2 separate regions of the Homo sapiens genome follow, and region 2 is linked to region 1. Evidence: chromatin loops called from intact Hi-C (ENCODE). Cell type or tissue: Caco-2. All regions are shown on one strand. Region 1 holds the start of GLIPR1-AS1 (GLIPR1 antisense RNA 1). Region 2 overlaps KCNC2 (potassium voltage-gated channel subfamily C member 2).

What was found. Hi-C counts contacts between places; a loop is a spot of excess contacts. Peaks named below come from ENCODE experiments on the same cell type or tissue, not always from the same donor. Only the 100,000 strongest peaks of a DNase experiment are listed, where the experiment ranks them.
Region 2: a loop joins it to region 1, with 13 times the contacts of the local background. A loop is called at or near these places in 3 of 110 quality-filtered maps.

What each region holds. Positions count from the first base shown.
Region 1 is chr12:75,487,627-75,490,126 of GRCh38, forward strand. All of the region lies in intron 2 of GLIPR1 (GLI pathogenesis related 1), which reads left to right. GLIPR1-AS1 (GLIPR1 antisense RNA 1) reads right to left here and starts at 2,195. Exons shown (of 2, transcript XR_007063373.1): 1 at 2,150-2,195. RefSeq lists enhancers at 1-16, 17-516. In Caco-2, a CTCF peak has its summit at 1,148 (motif pointing left); a DNase peak (open chromatin) is centred at 1,135.
Region 2 is chr12:75,157,821-75,160,320 of GRCh38, forward strand. The region is part of intron 2 of KCNC2 (potassium voltage-gated channel subfamily C member 2); the gene reads right to left. Among named protein-coding and RNA genes, the nearest start is that of KCNC2, 51 kb to the right of the region's middle. In Caco-2, no CTCF peak of the experiment used is centred here; no DNase peak of the experiment used is centred here.

The DNA of each region.
Region 1 (2,500 bases):
TGCCCATCATCTCCCTAGTCACGTCCCCACTTCTACCACACCTTTAAATCTTGGAGAAGCTGAGACTCCAACCTCAGCTCCCCTCTTGCCTCACTTCCTACTCTCCCTCCAGGTGTCACAGGAAAGGGGTCGGGATCCAAACCCCAAGAGAGGGTTCTTGAATCTCGCGCGAGAAAATCCAGGGTGAGTCCGTAAAGTGAAGGCAAGTTTATTAAGAAAGAAAAGAAATAAAAGAATGGCTACTCCATAGACAGAGCAGTCCTGAGGGCTGCTGGTTGCCCATTTTTATGGTTATTTCTTGATGATATGTTAAACAAGGGGCAGATTATTCATGCCCTCCCTTTTTAGACGATACAGGGTAACTTCCTGACGTTGCCACGGCATTTGTAAACTGTCATGGTGGGAGTGCAGCAGTGAGGACACCAGAGTCACACTCATCGCCATCTTGGTTTTGGTGGGTTTTAGCTGGCTTCCTTACTGCAACCTGTTTTATCCGCAAGGTCTTTGACCTGTATCTTGTGCCAAACTCCTATCTCCCCTGTGACTTAGAATGCCTAACCGTCTGGGAATGCAGCCCAGTAGGTCTCAGCCTCATTTTACCCAGCCCCTATTCGAGACGGAGTTGTTAGGGCCGGGCATGGTGGCTCACGCCTGTAATCCCAGCACTTTGGGAGGCCGAGGCAGGCAGATCACCTGAGGTCAGTAGTTTGAGACCAGCCTGACCAACATAGTGAAACCCCATCTCTACTAAAAATACAAAATTAGCCGGGCATGGTGGCACATGCCTGTAATTCCAGCTACTTGGGAGCCTGAGGCAGGAGAATCGCTTGAACCTGGGAGGCGGAGGTTGCAATAAGCCGAGATTGCACCATTGCACTCCAGCCTGGGCAACAAGAGCAAAACTCCGTCTCAAAAACAAACAAACAAAAAAACAAAACCACAACAAAAAAACACAACACCAAGATGGAGTTGCTCTAGTTCAAACACCTGATACAGGGAGTAAATTTCATTTATTTTTAAAGTAAACTTCTTCATTTTCTGCAGCCACACTGGCTTTTCTTTGAGTTCTGTGAATGGGTCAGTCCCACCCAGGGATCACACAGGATGTTGCCCTCTGCTGGAAGACTCCAGACCAGCTCATCCCAGCTCCAGCTCCACCTCATTTCTTCAGAGAAAGGCACCATGCCATATATGCCCTTAGCATCTTCCACTGCCTATTCACAGTGGTCAAACCCTCACCTGATGAGTTTCATGACTGCTTTTTTTCTAAGTTTTGTGAATGTACCCACTGGTTCTAGCTCACTCAATTTTGAATGTATTTGGCACAGTTCTTATGACAAAATTGCTCAAAAACTTATGAGTAAAAAATAATTTAAAATGTAATTTGGTACTGCTGTAAAAATGAGTGCATTTAATTGCTGGCTGTATCCACCTTTAAATACTCTCTTCTTTAGGCTTTTGTGACACCAAACACTCTTGGTCAAGATGGGCTATATAATTGAATTTGTGGAGCCCATTGCAAAATGATGTGGAATCTTTTGTTCAGAAAGCAAAAGAAAAGCACCACTAAAGGTGCTAAAATATGTGACAGCACTGATCTAAACCAAGCATGGGGCTCTTTTGAGTGCTGGATCCCATGTAACAGCGCAGGTCTCTCTGTTCTTGGTTTCCCTCCTACATCACTGACCACTCCTTCAGTCTGTTTTGCAGGCTGGTTTTGTGTTTGCTTTCATTATTCCAGACTCTCATTTACTTGATCTATTATATTTGCCTGTGTGATCTAATCTTGCTCCATGTCTTCCAGATTTACATCTCTAGCCTTACCCTGTCCTCTGGACTGCAGCCACCAAGTTAATCTTCACTTGATATCTAATAGGCCTCTCAAAATCAACATATTCTGAACAAAACCCCTGCCCACGCTCCCACCTACCCTCCTCCTTCCCTAGTTTTCTCCATCTCAGTAAATGTTTCTCAGGCCCCAAACCAAAACTTTATCTCTTCCCCTCTTACCCTACACTCAAAATCCTTTTAACTTTACCTCTAAGCTGAGCCATGAACCTGATTCATTCTTGGGAGCTCCACTGGCATCACCCACGTGTGAGTCACTATCTTTTCATTCTTGTACCACTGAAACAGCCTCCAAAATTACCTGCTTCCTGTTCCCCTTGCTCTTCTCAGTCCGTTCACTTCGTGACCTAAGACATGAAAAAGAACATAGCACTCACAAGAATCTCCCTGATCGGTTTCTCTGCCTTTGACCTCACTGCTTACAACTCTCTCCAACTCATCAGATCTTGGCTTCACTTGCTTTCTTCCTGCCAATCTATAATGCCAAGCAAATTCCATCTCAGGGCCTTTCTCCCTGGTGTTCCCTCTGCTTGGAATGCTCTTCCTCCATTGTTTAAGTTTCCTGAATGTTTGTCCTGAGTGCTGCATCCTCGTCGTCCAAGTCTCAGTTCAAATGCTTCCTCTGAACACCCAAGTAAAATCAGCATCACCT
Region 2 (2,500 bases), 330 kb before region 1:
AAATGAAAAATACAATGACATTATCACTTAAATACGTTTTAAATGGAAACTTCAAACTTTATAAACCTTTAGTTCATCCATTCCTCTGAAAACATTTTCTCTTAGAACGGTTAAATTAAATGGCCAGGAGTCTTTATTGATGTCAAGGCCATTTAAGTCATTTGCGGCAGGTCACTGATTTAGTTGCATTTGGATTTGGCAAAATTTTGTCATTAATCTAATCTTATAGCCCTTATTTATACAATTTACATTTGAAGTCAATAGAAGTCAGTAGGAGGCTTATTTGTGTTGTCTCATAGCATTTAGTATTGATAAATTCTATCACTCTTTTAGTTTATTAATTTGTTTTCTGAATAAGGCTTTCATCCACCAAACTCAAGTTGTGAAATATAACAGTAATAAAATCAGCATCATTACTTCATAAGCCAAAAAATGTTGTTCTAATTTTCAGAACCAATAGAATCTAATCTTCTAACCATGAGTGGGAGGAAAACAGTTATCTGCACAGCTTTATGGACAATTTTAATAAGAATTAAACCATACATATATTTGGAAATCATTAATTAAATTCCTGGAGATTATATTTTTAGATACACTTGAGAGAAAAAAGAAAACAGCTGCACCTTTTTAGTTAATAACCAAAACAAAGTAACAGCCTACATTCTCTTGCCTTTACATTGGGTGTAATTTTGGTTTTTCCTACCAAGAGGGCCTGGCGCTTTGAAATCAAAAGCAAGGTTTTTTCATGGTTATGACATTTCCCATGACATTTATTCAAAAAAATCAATCTGGCTTTTAAAGCACTGGAAACAGGGTCTTGTGAAAGGAGGAAACCATAACAAGGCTTCATCCAACAAAGTTACTTTGATTTTTTTTTCCCAAAAAACCTTCTGAGAAGCTTTATCTGAAAATGGATCTGGGTAGTTACACTTCAAAGGGAAAGGCCATCTAAGAGGCTTTTTATTAACAGCAGGGTTATCTTCTACAGATTTTATTTTAGTCCCTTGAGACTTTGAATATAATCAAGTTATAGAGTCAATACTGAACAAAATTTAATTTAGTCTTGTCCTAATCAGGCTCAAGTTATGCAACAGGGATGACAAAAACGTCTTTACAAAAGGCATGGAAGTGTGGGGTAAATATAAGCCCTTGGTAGGGGTAGAAGGAGTAGCTAAATAGGTGTGTAACACTGTTAAGAAATATCTGAGAACACCGCATGTTCTCTCTCCTAAGTGGGAGCTGAAAAATGAGAACACATGGACACAGGGAGGGGAACATCACACACCAGGGCCTGTCGGAGGGTGGGGGGGAAAGGGGAGGGATAGTATTGGGAGAAATATCTAATGTAGATGACGGGCTGATGGGGGCAGCAAACCACCACGGCACATGTATACCTGTGTAACAAACCTGCACATTCTGCACATGTATCCCAGAATTTAAAGTATAATAAAAATAAAATATAATTAAATTTTAAACAATGTTTAAAAAGAAATATCTGAGCTGCAAGCTGCAAAACAGTGTGGATCTTGTTTCAGTTTTTGCTGCTCCCCCAATAAAAGTTCCTTAAGTTAAGATAAAACTTAGGAAATATTCTACTGCCAGCTTTGGAAACAGTGTATGACTGCCTGTTGCATTCAGAACCTTAGGGACTCAAGTCAAGTGATTTAAGATTATATCAGTAAATAATTAAATATTTATCAGTGTGGGGGAAATGCAGTAAGAAGGCTCAGTCCCACCTTTTACTCAAACCAGCTGTGTTCATCTTGGACTAAGCACTTGAAACTCCCTTAAACTCAATTTCTAACATCGCTGGACTAGGAGGTTTAACAAACACAAAAGAGCTAAACTATCTAAAAAGCAGCTTACATATATGGCTAGTATTTTCCATTTAATCACAGGTGTTCAAACCACCATTTCCTTCAAGGAGTTTTTTGTAACTACATATTGCAAGTTCACTCTGAGAGATTCTGACACACTCAAGAGTCTGCATATTTTAAAGTGCTTTAGGTCATTCTGTAGTTCAGCCAAGTTTGCAAATCACTGCAACTATACTATGAGTTAATTGAGGATAGGGACAGTGATTGACCATCTTTGAATCCCCTGTACCTGGCACAAGTGTCTGTCCCAGAGTAGGTTCTATAAAAGTGAGTGCTAACTGAAAAATATATAAATGAATGAATAAATGATAAACACTTTTAGTTACCACTATAGGCTGAGTTGTGCCCTCACAAAATCCATTTGTTGAAGGCCTAACCCCCAGTACCACAGAATGTGACTGTATTTGGAGATAGGACCTTTAAGGAGGTAATTAAGTTCAAACAGAATTGTAAGGCTAGGCCCTAATCCCATATAATTGCCACCCTTATAAGAAGAAGAAATTTGGACACAGACACCAGGAATGGACATGTACAGAGGAAAGACCCTGTGAGAATACTGCAAGCCAAAGATATAGGCCTCAAAAGAAACCAGACCTGTCAACACCTTAATTTTGGACTTCTAG